Linked DNA regions of Homo sapiens: region 1 is linked to region 2. Evidence: chromatin loops called from intact Hi-C (ENCODE). Cell type or tissue: CD14-positive monocyte. All regions are shown on one strand.

Evidence for each region. A loop is a pair of places that touch in the nucleus more often than their neighbours do. Peaks named below come from ENCODE experiments on the same cell type or tissue, not always from the same donor. Only the 100,000 strongest peaks of a DNase experiment are listed, where the experiment ranks them.
Region 1: it touches region 2 in a loop (11-fold over the local background); 59 of 110 quality-filtered maps call a loop at or near these places.

Annotation. Positions count from the first base shown.
Region 1 is chr9:3,436,908-3,444,907 of GRCh38, reverse strand. The region is part of intron 1 of RFX3 (regulatory factor X3); the gene reads left to right. Among named protein-coding and RNA genes, the nearest start is that of RFX3, 85 kb to the left of the region's middle. In CD14-positive monocyte, CTCF peaks have their summits at 3,292 and 3,493 (motif pointing right); a DNase peak (open chromatin) is centred at 3,507.
Region 2 is chr9:3,236,725-3,244,724 of GRCh38, reverse strand. All of the region lies in intron 15 of RFX3 (regulatory factor X3), which reads left to right. Among named protein-coding and RNA genes, the nearest start is that of LINC01231, 59 kb to the right of the region's middle. In CD14-positive monocyte, CTCF peaks have their summits at 3,624 and 3,835 (motif pointing left); DNase peaks (open chromatin) are centred at 814 and 3,854; H3K4me3 peaks cover 871 bases; H3K27ac peaks cover 1,691 bases.

The DNA.
Region 1 (8,000 bases), 200 kb before region 2:
ATTTGAGTTTCTGCTTCAACTCTTTCTGTGACTGAGAAAAAGCTTTATGTTACAAAGCAGTCCATTCCATGTTCAGACAGCTTCAATTGTCAGTATATTCCATTGGTGTAGCTGATACAGCTTCCTTTTAATTTCTCCTCTGTGGGTACTGATTCTCTCCTGAAGCCACACAGACCAAATCTAATCAGCATTTTACTTGCTGTGCCATCAGCTGTTTGGCAAATGCCAGGATTCCTTTTTTGAGGCTTCTCATTTCTAGGTTTAGTGTATTCCCAGTTTTGCCAGTCGTTGATTTTGTGAAAAACAGCTTTGTTGTGGTATATTTGGCATACAATAAACTGCATATAGTTAACTTTTAATTTGATAAGTTCTGATGTAGTATATAGCTGTGAAACTAACAGTACAATCAAGATAGTGTATATACTATCGCCCCAGAAGTTTCCCTGTGTCCCTATTCTCTTTCTCTTGCCTCTCCCTGCCCCACCAAGATCTATCCCTCCCTACCCTTGCAATTTTTCTTCTGTTTTCTGTCACTATGTATTAGTTTACATTTTCCAGAACTTTATAATAATAAAATAATACAGTGTGCATTCTTTCTGTGTGGCTTCTTTCACTTAGCAGAATTATTTTGAAATTCATCTATATTGTTGCCTGTAATGGTAGTTCATTCCTTTTTATTGATGAGTAGTATTTCATCACATGGATATACCACAATGAGTTTATATATTCACCTGTTGGTAGATAATTGAATTATGTCTATTTATTGATTATCATGATTAAAGCTCTTATGACTATCGATGTACATGATTTTGGACAAATGCTTTCTTTGGATAAATCCCTAGGAGTAGAATTGGTTAGGTGATATGGTAGGTATGTATTTCAATTTTTAAGAAACTCCCAAACTGTTACACAGACTGTTTGCACTGTTTTAAATTCCAACCAGCATTGTATGAGAATTCCAGTTTCTCTACATCCTTACCAACAGTTGATGTGGTCAGTTTTTAAAATTTTAGCCATTCTATTATTAAAAAGTCAAAAAACAGCTGCTGGCAAGGTTGCGGAGAAAAAGGAATACTTTTACATCGTTGGTGGGAGTGTAAATTAGTTCAACCATTGTGGAAGACCATGTGGCAATTCCTCAAAGACTTAGAGGCAGAAATACCATTTGACTCAGCAACCCCACTACTGGGTATATAGCCAAGGGAATATAAATCATTCTATTATAAAGATACACGCATGTGTATATTTATTGCAGCACTATTCACAATAGCAAAGCCATGGAATCAACCCAAATGCCCATCAATGATAGACTGGATAAAGAAAATGTGGTGCATATACACCATGTAATATTATGCAGCCATAAAAAGGAATGAGATCATGTCCTTTACAGGGACATGAATGGAGTTGGAAGCCGTTATCCTCAGCAAACTAACACAGGAACAGAAAACCAAACACCACATCTTTTCCCTTGTAAGTGGGAGCTGAATGATGAGAACGCATGGACACATGGAGGGGAACAACATTCACTGGGGCCTGTTGGAGAGGGTTGGTGGTAGGAGGCAGGGCATCAGGAAGAATAGCTAATGGATGCTGGGCTTAATATCTAGGTGATGGGATGATCTGTGCACCAAACCATCATGACACACATTTACCTATGTAACAAACCTGCACATCCTGCACATATACCGCTGAACTTAAAAGTTGAAGAAAATAAAATGTTAGCCATTCTAATGGATGTGTAGTGGTTTCTTTCTGTGGTATTAATTTGTACCTTCTTAATGATTAATGATGTTGAGTATCTTTTTTTGTGCTTATTTGTCACTTTATATCTTCTTGAGTGACTGTCCAAATCTTTTGCTCACTTTTAATCAGGTTGTTTATTATTGAGTTTTGAGAGTTCTTTACATTTATGGATGTAAGACGTTTATTGGATATATGTTTGCAGAGCCTAGCCTGCTTTTTTTCTTCATTCCTGTACAGTGTCTTTCAAAGAGCAGAAAATTTTAATTTTGATTAAGTCTAATTTATTAATTTTATCTTTTATGGATTGTGCTATTAGCATTATAACTAATAAATTTTGCCAAAATAAATGCCAAAAATATGTTTATGTCTTCTTCCAGAAGCTTTATGTTTTACACTTAGGTCTATAATCCATTTTTATAATAAACTTTTTACTTTGGAATAATTTTAGATTGGCAGAGAAGTTGCAGAGGTAGTACAGAGGTTCCCATATACCCCCATTCCTTTTCTCCTTTTGTGAACGTTTTAAATAAGCATGATATATTTGTTACAACTAGGCAACCAGGGGGTATATTACTATTGGCTATACTTCAGACTTTATTTGGATTTCATCAGTTTTTCCACTAATATCTGTTTCTGTTCCAGGATTCTACATTTTGTTTAGTTTTTGTGTCTCCTTAGCTCTGATCCTTGATGGCTTTTCTGTCTTCCCTTATTTTTTTATGACCTTGACAGTTTTGAGCAGTACTGGCCAGATACTTTTTGGAGTATCCTTCAATTTTGTTTTTTTGATGTCCTTTTCTTGATTACACAGGGGTTCTGATTTTTTTTTGGGAGAGGTGCCTTTCTCATCACATCATATGGTATCAATATACGCTTATCATTGATGTTGCTTAACCTTGATTACCTAAGGTAATATTAGCCAGGTTACTCTATGGTAAAGTCATTTATTTATTTATTTATTTTTGAGATTGAGTCTTGCTCTTGTTGCCCAGGCTGGAGTGCAATGGTGTGATCTCAGCTCATTGCAACCTCTGTCTCCCGGGTTCAAGCGTTTCTCCTGCCTCAGCCTCCCAAGTAGCTGGGATTACAGGTGCGTGCCACCACGCCTGGCTAATTTTTGTATTTTTAATAGAGACAGGGTTTCACCATGTTGACCAGGCTGGTCTCGAACTCCTGACCTCAGGTGATCTGCCCGCCTGGACCACCCAAAGTGCTGGGATTACAGGTGTGAGCCACCATGCCCGGCTGGTAAAGTTCATTCTTTTCACTCTTTCTATATTCTGTTTTTTGGAAGCAAGTCACTAATTATAGCCTATGCCCAAGGAGGGGAGGGTTTTATAGAGTTTTATAGAGGGTTTTATGTCCTATCTCCTAGAGGTGTGGGTATTTACATAAGTTCTTTGAAATTCTTCTATAAAAATATTTATCTCTTCTCTCCCATTTATTTCTCCAATCATTTATCAGTATGGCCTCATTTTATACTTCACATTACATTCAAATACTACGTTATTTTGTTACTCGTTCCAGCTTTGGCCATTGAGAGCTCTTTTAGGTTGGCTCCTGTGTCTCCTTAACTTGTTACCCTCCACCTTTTTTGTTGAGCACATTTTATTTTTTGATACTACAAGATGCCCGAGTCTTTTATTTTCTATGCCCCAGCGCCAGAATCATCCGTTTCTCAAAGGAGTCTTGGTTCTTGTTTTTAGAGCTTATTATATAGAAATTAAGACCTGGACACTGGATATGCTGGTTGTTGCCACAGGGTGTCACTGTGTCTAGGTTTGCTTGGCAGACAGAACCAGGAAACATATGTAAATGTGCTAACCCATGGATCTCTCTCTCTCTCTCTCTCTCTCAATTCTGTAGCTGTCCATTTGTATATATATTAAACTAAATATGCGTTCATACTGGTGTCTCTGACTCTAATCTCATACCATGTAATTCATTTTAGTGCGGTTTATTATCATTAATGTCTCTATCCAACAATGAGAAACATGGCTTCCATCATCCATTTACTTGGTTGTACAAACCCAGTATACATATAAAGCAGCTTCAGAGTTGTTAGCCTATACCCTGCAATTCATTTTTAGTTAATTTTGTGTATGGTGTTAGCTGTGGACCAAAGTTCATTTTTGAAAATATGGATATCCATTTGTTCCAACAATACTTGTTAAACTTCTTTCTTTACTTGGATGCCTTTGCATCTTTCTTGACAATTGGTTATCATTTATATATGGGTCAGTTTTGAAATTCTGTATTCCATTTCATTGGTGTGTTTGTTTGTTTTTACCCCAGTAACATACTGTCTTAGTTATTGCACACTTACAGTAAGTCTTCAAATCAGGTAGTGTTAGCTCTCCTTTTTACTTTTTCTTTATCAAAGGTGTTTTTGCTATTCTAAGTCCTTTGGATTTCCATATGAATTTTAGAGTTAACTTGTCAATTTCTGTGAAAAAGCCTATTGGGATTTGGGATTTGGATTGCATTAGATCTTTAAATGAATTTAGCAAGACTTGACATGTTAACAATATTGGGTCATGTAACCCATGAACAAGTTATACCTCTTTACTTAGCCCTCTAATTTCTTTTAGAAGTATTTTTGTAGTTTTCAGTGTATAGATCTTGCACATCTTTTGTCAGATTTATTCCTAAGTATTTTGTGTTTGTGGATGCTATTATAAATTTATTTTTTTAATTGCAGCTTTTAGGTTTTAATAACTAGTAAGTAGATGATATACAATGGATTTAAATATTGATTTTGTATCTTGCAACCTTGCTAAACTCACTAGTTCTTGTAGTGATTTTATAGATGCTAACTTTCTGTCTAGATGATCATATTGTCTGAATAGAATTTTATTTCTTTCTTTAAAATCTAGATACTTTTTGTTTGTTTTATTTTGCTGATAGCACTAGCTAGAACGTCCAGCACAGTATTGAATAGAAGTGATGAAAGCAGACATCTCTGTCTTGTTCCCGATCATAGAGAAGAAATACTTAATTTTTCATCTTTAAATATGATGTTAACTACAAGTTGTTAATAGATTTCTTTAATAGATGGAAAAAATTCTTTTATTGCTACTTTTCTGAGAGTTTTTATCAGCAATGGATGTTAGAATTTGTTAAATACTTTTAGGTGCCTATTTAGATGATTGTTAAGTTTTTCTTTTTCAGTTTCTTAGTATGGTAGATTACATTTAAGGTGGTCCGAAACCCTAAACAAACTTTCAGATCCTGAGACTGACTCTACGTAGTTCTGATGTATTATCCTTTATGAATATTAGATTTAACGGTTTAAGATTTTTACATTTATGTACATGAGAAGTATTGGTGTGTGGTTTCCTTTTCTTGTAATATCTCCATGTGTATTAAAGTAATGCTGGTCTCATAGCCTAGGTTGGGAAGTATTCTCTCCTCTGCAGTGTATGGGAAACATGTTAGTATTGTTAGTATTGTTTATTCTTTAAATGTTTGGTAGAAGTCATTTGAGCCGGAGTTTTCCTTGTGGGAAGGTTTTTGAATTACAAATTCAATTTCTTTAATACATATATCACATTATTTGTTTCTTCTTGAGTGAGCTTAGGTAATTTGAGTCTTTCAAGGAATTGATTACTTCTGCTATTAAATTCTCAAACTTATTGGCATAAAGTTGTTAAAATATTCCCATATTATCTATAGATTCTGTAACGATGCCACCTCTCCTTCCTGGAATTGCTAATTTATATCTTTTAATTTCAGATCAGTCTGTCTAGAGGTTTATCAGTTTTGTTGACCATTTCAAAGAATGAGATTTTGTTTTCACTGATTTTTTTCTATTATTCTGTTTTCTATTTCAATGAATTTGACCATGATCCTTACTTTCTCTCTTCTCATTACTTGAGGCTTGATTTACTCTTGTACTGATTTCTCAGGGTGGAAGCAGAGGCTATTAAGTTAAGACCTTTCTTATTTTCTAATATAGATATTTAGTAGTATAAATTTCCCTATAAGTACTGTTTTAGTGGCTTACTACAAATTTTTATTTTTATTTTTTTTAATTTCGTTCAGTTTAAAATACTTTCTAATCCCCGTTTTTGTTTCTTCTTTGACCCTTTGGTTTATTTAGAAGTTTCATACTTATCTCCAAAATATTTGGGGATATTCTAGAGACCTTTCTGTTACTGTTTTCTAATTCAGTTCAATTGTGAGCAGATAACATACTGTTATAGCTTGAATCATTTTAAATTTCAGACTTGTTTTATGGCCAGAATATTATAAATCTTGGTTTCTGTCAGTTTTTGATTCATATATTTTGAGCTCTGTTATTTGGTGCATAATCATTTAAAATTATTATGTCGTCTTGATGAATTGATCACTTTATCATTATGAAATTATTCTCTGTATTCCTAATAATAGTTCTGTTCTGAAATCAACTTTCTTTCTGATACAGTATAGCCACTCTAGATTTCTTTTGACTGGTATTAGTGTGGTATATCTTTTTCTGTCCTTTTGCTTTTAACTTATATGTGTCTATATTTAATGTATATTTCTCACAGGCAGCATGTTGTTGTGTCTTGCTTTTTTAGGAGTCTATTAACCTCTGCCTTTTAATTTTTAATTGGAGTATTTAGATCATTGGCATTTACTACTATTATTTTTGATATGGTTCCTTTTGTCATCTTGCCATTTGTTCTTTCTTTGTCCCATCTGTTCTTTCTTTTTCTTTTTCTACCTTCTTTCTGTTTTTACACCATATTTTTCATGGTTTCTAGACCCTTTAAGCATCTCTGTTGTCCTCTTGACCTAGCTCCAATTTATTTAAAGATAGATATAGACTTACTGTATCAAGTTCTTCAAGACTGAAGTCTAATGTCGTGTAAGTATTTTTGACTGAGGATTTGTACAGGTCATTTCGTCAGTTCTAAAAAACACTGCTTGCTAATTTTGCATTTGCCATAATACTTAAATGTGAAAGTATATGAACATTGTAGTTGGTTTTGAATGACCTTTTTTAGGATCAACTGTCGGCTTCTGTGTTATTCCCATTCCCTGATGCAAGACTCTGAGGAGGTGACACACTGGAGCCTGAGGTGCTTATTTACGATCATATGGAGAACATCTTGGAGATGGCCAGCTTGTATTCTTAGGTTTATCAGTATGTTTCTGTCTTTATTCAAGGTCTTCTTTTTTTCCATTTTATTTAGGGAGAGGAAAAAGAAAATATATACGTCATTAGTTTTTTTCATCTCTGTCTCTCTACCCATTCTTTCCCATATAGAAGGCCTGGTAGAATATATTTTTCAAAAAATTGAGAAGCATTTCCCTATCCAATTTTAAGGAAATATATTTAATATGCCATCTGACATGGAGAGAGGGCATTCAGGTCTTGTGGTTTCTGCAGGTAAGCGCATCACATGAAGAAGGGTGAAAGGAGAGATAGGGTTGGGCTTGAATACTGCAGTGGTTACTTAATGAGGTTTTGAAACCGGCAAATCAGCACCTTTTAACTTCAAATCCTAGGAAGTAGGGTGGAACGAAGTCTATGTATGAACTCCTGAGAGGCCTAAACCTGAAATAGCTTTATGAACCCTGGCCTAGTACTGAAGAAAAATAACTTCTCCAAGTTCCCCCTTGCTTGAAGTTGCCTTCTTCTACGAGGATTTCCTTGGACTAGCTTTATTACCAGAGGATTTTTGTTAAAGCACCTCTAGTTTCTAGAAGCTATATAAATCAGGGTATTCTTGTTCATTCTGTGTTCTAAGTCTAGCTCTTAAAATTTCAAAGAAGCAGAATGTGGTACCTCCCCATTAAATGCAGGTGCTTTCTGCCCTGTTTATTTCAAACAGTTGAATGTCTATAGTAGTTAGGACTGATGATTTGTAAGCTGACGAATGATGCCAAAAACTAAATGTCTCTTGAGTACAGTGGAGCCTATAGTCTAGTCTCCATGAATATTAGGGCAGTGTGCCAACTAAAGCTGGCTTAATTCTGCAAGCAGGAGCCCTTTGCAGAAGGATTCATGGTAATTAACCAATTCAAAGTGCAATATTTTCCTTTCATTAATGTGGCAGAAAACAACTAAATATCTACAGCAAGAATGTTTTTGACATTTTCATTTGCTGCTTGGAAAATAATGGATACTATGAATTGTGCTATAAAAGAAAACTGCTAGGATTTTGTCATTTCCATTTCAACTTCCTAACAAAAACGTGGATTACTCAATGAGCAATTTTTTTTAAAAAAATTAATAGGAAGAGTTGGCTGCAGGAGTTACCAGAATT
Region 2 (8,000 bases):
AGCCTGGGAGGACCAGGGAAGTCTTTCCCAAGGAAGTGATGTTTGAGGTAAGAACTAAAGGACAAAAGATGTTAACTCTGTGAAGAGAGAATCTGAAGGTAAGGGGTGAAAAACACCCCAGGCACAGGGGAATGTGCACAGGCCCTGACAGAGGTGGGTGAGAGCACAGCCAAGGGGAAGTTTTCCTGAGAAACCTAACGTTCAAGCACCAGGGAGACCAAATAAACACTGTCAAATGCAACAGACAAGAGGAAAAATTGAATTAGGATAAAAAGTCAAAATTTCAAGTGAAGCTAACACCTACATAGCAGTTGTGTGCCAGGTACAGTTCGAAGTGCCATATATATATGTTAATAACTCACCACAGATCTATAAGTGGATACTATTATTACACCTGTGTTACAAATGATGAAATAAGAGGCCGGGCTTGGTGGCTCACACCTGTAATCCCAGCACTTTGGGAGGACAAGGCGGGTGGATCACCTGAGGTCAGGAGTTTGAGACCAGCCTAACCAATATGGTGAAACCCTGTCTCTACTAAAAATACAAAAAAAATTAGGCGGGCGTGGTGGCATGTGCCTGTAGTCCCAGCTACTCGGGAGGCTGAGACCAGGAGAATTGCTTGAACCCAGGAGGTGGAGGTTGCAGTGAGACAAGGTCACGCCACTGCACTCCAGCCTGGGCGACAAAGCGGGACTCCATCTCAAAAAAAAAAAATAATAAAAATAGAAAAAAAGAAGAAGAAATGAGACACAGAACCAAAAAGTAACTTGCCCAAGGTCACACAACCACTAAATTGTGAAATCAGGTTCTGAAACCACGCAGTCTGGCACCAAAGTCCTTGCTGTTAATCTGCCATGCTTATGACCTGCTACAGATTGGAGTAGGATTGGAGTAGGAACAATTTCAAGGGCAAACCTGCAAAATAGTCACAAACTTTGCTGGGTATTTGTTTTGCCTTTACAGGTGCTTGCTTTGGAAAAGGTGTCAGTTAAATAGTTTCATAAGCAAGCAAAAAGACTTTCCTTTTAAGGTGACTTAAGAACAATGAATGTATCTTTTCAATAATGTGAACTCAGTTTTACTGAGTTTTAAAATTAACATTACTTACATTATTTGAGCAGGCAGGCAGGAAAGAACAACCCGTTTTACATATAAACAAGATATATACAAGCATACAAACTATTACTTTTAAATTGACTTTAATGCTGTCATTTCAATGTTATAAATGTTGTTGGTGTTTTGAAATAAAGACTGCTATACAATGGACTCCCCTAAGCTGGAAACAGCTTCACAGTCCCAAGAAGTTTTCCTGTAAATGTCAGTATGCTACTACATTAATACTGCCTAGTAAATTATTTAAAGCATATGCAATTCTAGAGTTTTTTTTTTTTGCCTAAATGATAAAAAGGAAACAATTTATTTATTGCTAAAATTTATATAATTTTTAAATTTTCATTTAAATATTATAAATTTGTCCACAAGCTTTCTGGCAGTGGTGAAATTTTAAGAGTAAGAATAAAATAAAATAAATGAGTTGCATCTGTTTACATACCTGTTAAATAAACAATTTTAAAAATCATAAAGCTTTCCATACAACTCTGACCAGACAAATTGAGCAGAAAAATGTCCTTTTATTCAAATGTTATGGCTGTTTAGAATCTTTCTGCTTTATCTCTTTAAAACATACATAGTCCATTAATATATTCACTGAATCTTTGAAATTTTGATTGCTTCATAAAATGATTTTGTTACAAACCTTTTAATAATCTATTAAATATATCAATTCTTTTAATCATAATTTAATTATACTTAATATTATGTCTAAGCCACCTCTTTAGCCATTTTCAAATAAAGAGAAACCAGTAGAGTCTTTAAGTGTTCAATTGCGAATATCAATATAGAAAAGATAATATTTCAGTAATAGAGAAAAATTTAACCTGTAACAATTTAACATCAAAAGAAAAATGTCTTGGATTCATCAAAATTGATATACTCAGTTAATTTTTTTGGAAGGAAAAAAATCTTCAAAACCTAGAAACTGAAGAAGAGCAATAATAATTGAACATGTAAGCTTTTGGGATAAAAGCTCAGTGAAAGAATTCCATTTGGTGGAAGTAGAATTACATTCATAGTAAACAAATATTGGTGCTTAAAGTAAAATCAAACCAAAGAAAAACAAATTTTAGCAAGCATTGTGCTAGTGTGACTAGGGAATACACTTTAAATGTGCCTGTTGAACAATAGACTTGTTACAACAGTATTTTAAAAGCAAAGAATATTATCACAAGTCGAGATAGTTTGCAGGAAAAAAAAAAACAATCATGGAAGAGTAGTGGCTTAGAAAATGTAAGGAATACTTGTCAAAAATTATACTGTTGATTGTTATTTAGAGTGAAGCTTATTATTTACTATATTAGTATTTTTCCAATTGAGGGCAGGCCTTGTGCCAATCCCTATTCTAGATGTCTTACATTCTTATTTGATACTGATTGAAACCTTGCAAAAGATGTCTCAGTATCCCTATTTCACCAGTGAGGAAAAGAGAAATTGAAAGTTGCCCCAAATCAAAACTAGCAAGTGGTAGAACTAACTTTAGAAAGTAGGACTGCCTCACTTCAAATAGTCAAATGGGATGGGCTTAATCTATCTTTCAGTTTTTCACCATATAAATTATTATAGTTTCAAAATAGGGATTATGTGCAACTCCCCCAAACACACAAACACATAGACACACATTTTCTCTCTGACAATCACAAGCCAGGTGCCTAGCTTAAAAGTTTTTATTACTTTGTTTCAGAGTTTTTTTTCCTCTGCCTTACAGGATGCCTCTTAATACGCTTGCCATCTTTTCCCCTTGCACTTTTTGTTAGTAGATATTTAGAATATGAAAACTAAATGGAATATTAGTCTAAGCAAATTGCATTTGGAAAACTAAATCTGCCGGAAAAGAACAAATTACACCCTACAGCTCCTGTACACCCATCCTGAGACCAGACCTAAATCAAACATTTTTTTAAAGAAGTCGTAGTTTGGTTTTAGTTGTAAATCTGCTCATCTACATTAGCACAATTTCTGACAACTTGAAAATAAATTATAGAAGTGACCCCAAAGTTCCAGAGAATTGGCTCCGTGTCCCATTTTTTCTTCCTTGTTCCTGGTTTGTCATTCTGTTCATTTCTCTTCTTGGATTTGAGAAAGGAATCTGTTGACTCAGCAGCCCAGGGCTGCGGTTCTTTCTCTCTGGGATCCCTGCTCATTAGCTTCCTATGCGTGGCTTTCTTCCCTGCTGGCTCTGGGCTATAACCTCTCCTCTCATCCTCTTCAGGGAATGGAGAAAATTTGCTTATAACTGTGATCTAAACATAATCATGCAATAGGTACCCTAAAAATACTCAAGGAAGGAAGTACAAAGGACAGACTACCAATTGATAGGACGTCTTCTTGGATTTCATGATTGATACATTAGATTTCTTTACTCTGGGCAAAAAAAAAAAAAACAAAAAACTCCTAGACCAAAAAGTGTACCTTCTCCTTAGAAAGTGCCTGTCAATACTATTTCAGAGAAATACTATGAAGTTGGACTTTTGTGGGTGCTTACGACAGCAATTTCCCTAAAGAGCTTAGAAGTGGGGAAATAAACCAAAATAGAAGTTGAAGACTTTTTAAAATATTTCAAGGACTAAAATGGTCACTGTAGACATCAGGAAAGAAATCTCAGCACACAGTCCTCTTCAGCAAAGTCCACCGCTAAGTTATTTGTTTAGTAAAGAGTTTGTCAGGTAGCACTGCAGCTATTTGGGCAGACCCAACCAGAGAAAAAGATTCCCTGGCATAGAGTAAGCATGACGGTGCCACCTACTGGCCACTTTGCCACACTCTGTCATCCTGTGCCTAGCCCAAGTGGCTCTTGGCTTTGACACTGTCTTTATGGTGGTTTTGCTCTCAACCACAGGTGAAGATAGTGGTTGCTGGCCCCCCTGATAAATAAATAACTCTTGTTTGGGATAGGCAAATTCCTAAACTCACAGGAATTGTTTTCTTTCTTTATACCATCCTTGTATAAAATATACTACCATAAAATGTCATAAAAATTAGAGATTCTCTGCAAGAATATGGGCCTTATGTGATGATAATACAAGCACTTCAAACCTGATTGATGCTTGTTGTGAAGGTTTTCTTAGTACAAAGGGAACATGTTTCTACACTGCCACTCTGATTGTCTCTCCAGTTAATGATTTCCAGAAAAGAGAAGTGGTATAATCAAAATTAAGATATAGTCCTCTGATAGAATAAATTAATGCTATGCTTTCCTATTAAATAATATAGGTGTTTTCAAGGGGAGCCAGTGTTAAATTAGGAGCAAGGTTCGTTCTATTTCCCCAATAGTTTTACTTGCATAAAGGATATGCTGCCTGGCCCAACCCTGCAATTTACAGGGCCCAGGATACCATGTGTCTAAATATTTTAAAAGTTATGAATCAGACTATAAATAAAATCTGTTCTATCCACCTACCTTGACAAATATGTCTTGATAACAACTTGGAAGGCTGAGTTTGGATTTGAAATTCTGTCTCCCCTGAGTTCCATACCAGAAAATATTGACATAGACATAGCCAGCCCGTGTCGCCAGCCTCTGGCCCTAGACTGCTTCATCACTCCCCATCTTATATTATGAACAGCTTTGTGCTCAGATTTGTGGACACCTCAGCCCAGTCTTCAAGTTTTGTCTACCTTTTGCAAACAGCTGCCCCTTTTTGGCTGTCTCTTCATGCCTCTGAATGGTAGAGTTGGAGAAGAGAACTGCCAGGGCCTGGAAGGGAACTCAGAGCCACGGGGCAGGGAATTCTAGGGTCTCAGATAAGAAGAGGTGGTATGGGAGGAGGGAGGGAAGCACAGGCTCCAAGAAGTCACATCCAGCTGGCTCTGTGGACTCCTTACACTGTAGGAAAGGGACTGGCAATGGAAAACACAAAGCAGAGTTCTCCATAGTGTGGGTCTTGGGCCAAAGGCCCCTCTTGCTTTGGCCTTAATGGTGGTGTTAAATGCTCCTGTTTTTGAGGCTACTTTTCTCTTCAAAGGCAACTAAGGCCAATATTGTAATCTGAACACTTCACCGCCTGCACACTCACTTGTAAGTGTGTCTTAGACATTTAAACACAATTAGGTACACCTGTTGCTATGTCCCCAAGGCAGGCAGAAAAGCCGGAACAGTTAGAATCATGCTGCCCTGTTTACAGATTGGCCAGTAGCACACATTGCCAGGATAGCTGTCTAGCCCACAACAGCAAGACCAACAGCCACTGCGGGCAGGATTTGCCCACGTGTGGAGCAAACTGCCAGAGATCTTGGCCTTCTTAGCAGGTTTCAATAAAAACTATTTAAAGATACATAGAAAAGTACACATACACATACAAAGAAAAGTAACCAAGGAACACAAGGTTTTACCAAATGGAATGTTGTTAATCCTTGCAAATATTATAAAACTAGAAATTAAAGTCAGCAACCTTTTCCTCGCTTGCAAAACCATGTATCAGTGCTAAATGCAGAATGCTTTGATTTATTTGGTTCTTGTTTGGGAGACATTTAAGGAAAATAATAATGCTCTGGACTCCTTATATTGAAATTTCAAGATGTTTCTTTTCACCATCAAAAACATCCAGAATAGCTGCCATTACCTACCTTTTTTGAATCAGTTTTATTATCTCTGTTTTTTTTTTTTTTCTTTGAGATGGAATTTTGCTCTTGTTGCCCAGGCTGGAGTGCAATGGTGATCTCGGCTCACTATGACACAGCCTCTGCCTCCCGGGTTCAAGCGATTCTCCTGCCTCAGCCTCCCGAGTAGCTGGGATTATAGGCATGCGCAACCACGCCCAGCTAATTTTGTATTTGTATTTTTAGTAGAGACGGGGTTTCTCCATGTCGGTCAGGCTGGTGTCAAACTCCCGACCTCACGTGATCCGCCTGCCTCGGACTGATCACTTTTATTAAGTAACGTTAATAGAATTGAAATCACAGGAAATTGCAGAGCTATATATTATTTGTAAAATTCAGAATGTTGCAAAGTTCAAGTTAAGTATGGAATGCTGAAAAGAGAAGCATTGAGTCAGGAAGTTCCAAATCTGCGTGTGAACAATCTTCCTGATTCTCTAAAAAGGGCTTTAAAGGGCCTATTTCTTCATTGACTTCTTTGAAGAACAGAGAGAAACACTCGGGTTAGGCCAAGGTTTACATGCTGATAACTCATCTAAGTTCATCAGCTATTTCCAGTTGTGTAATCACCCCCATTCCAGCAAACACATGCACACACAAGCACTTCATCCCTTCTCAGGCCAGCCCTTCTCATGGTATTTGCTGGCTTGAATCATAAATGGCTTGATCAGTGCATAAACCGACTTCCAGCTCCAGTCCTAGTTTGAGTTTACAGTGTCAACCTGACGTCAAAGCCCACTTTACCCTTCCATTCTTAGACTGTGCTTCCTGGAATCCCACTTAGCTAGAGGCATTTATTTCATTTTAAAATCACCATCTTATGACCTTATTATTAAATGGAATTTTACTGTTTTATCGATAGTATTTGAAAATTGAGTTTTAAAGATAATGTGACACGGTAGAAGCACTGTTCTAGGTCCCTCTGCAAACACGAACAAATTCAGTCCTCACGTTGTGAACTGTCTGTTCATATATTGGGAAGTCTAAGGCTCAAAGAGTTTAACTTGTCTGGGAGCACACAATTTTTTTTTTTTTTTTTTGAGACAGGGTCTTGCTCTGTCACCCAAGCTGGAGTGCAGTGGCACAATCACAGCTCACTGCAGCCTTGACCTCATGGGCTCAGGCGTGGGATAGTGGTAGAGTTGTGATTCAAACCCAGGTCAGGCTGGCTCCACTTCTTATGTTGTTCCGCCCATGCTGTGCTCCACTCCTGTATTTAAATTCTATATTTCCCATTTAATATCTTTGCACCCTGGGAAAGTTATATATAATATCCTTGCTTGAGTCTTAGTTTTCTCCTCAACAAAATAAGCATAAGGACATTTTTTCATAGGGCTTTTGTGAAGATTAATTTAGGTAGGTAAGTAGAGTAGATAGGCAGGCAGACAGGCACATAGTAGGTTCCTGATCTTTGTTAGTTCCATCTCCTTCCCCTTTCCATAAATATGTAAATATCTGATAAGTATTTGATTGCCTTCTACTCTGGATTAGATTTTTAAATACCAATTCTGCATTGACTATCCAAGTAATAATGTATATAATTAGATCATCATTTTTTGGACCATACAAAGATAAAGTTGAAATTGATAAAACAGATAAAAAAAGACATATGAAGGCATTGATAATACTGTACTGCTACTGGAAGAATACTCTGCAAACAATTTTTGAATGTTGAGTCAAATGATTCATGGAATTACAAAGAATCCAACAGCATTCTTTGGTATGTAGCCAAAGTGGTAATCAAAGGCAAACTAATTCAATGCTTTGAAAAACACAAACAACAAAATAGAGTGGGAAAACAAGTCAATTAGAAAAGAAAATGGGAACATTAGAGAAGAAGCATAAACATAATTAGTTCTAACTAGACAGTCATAGCTAGACTTGAATTAAATCTTAAATAGTAGAAATGAATGAAAGGTTTTGTAAGTACTTGTGAAGTGGAGAGAAAGGATAATGTATAGAATTTAAGCAAGTTAAAAGGTTGCTTCCCAAAGAGATATCTTATTCCAGCCACAAGATAGAAACTATTTCAGAAAAGTTTATAATCATTTGTTCTTTGGGCCTGTGACAGCTTAAAAATCTTCTTTCCTAGAGCAAATGATTCATTCACAGAAACTGGCAAAATGTATACATATACAAATACATATTTTCTCCCCTACATTTGTTTATCTAAAGTTACCATTTGCTGGCAGAACTGGTCTCCAAGGTACCTGATGACCCTCAAGTGAGTAGTCTTTTCTGGTTAACATTTTCACATATGTGGACTATCTGTTGCTGATTATCATGTT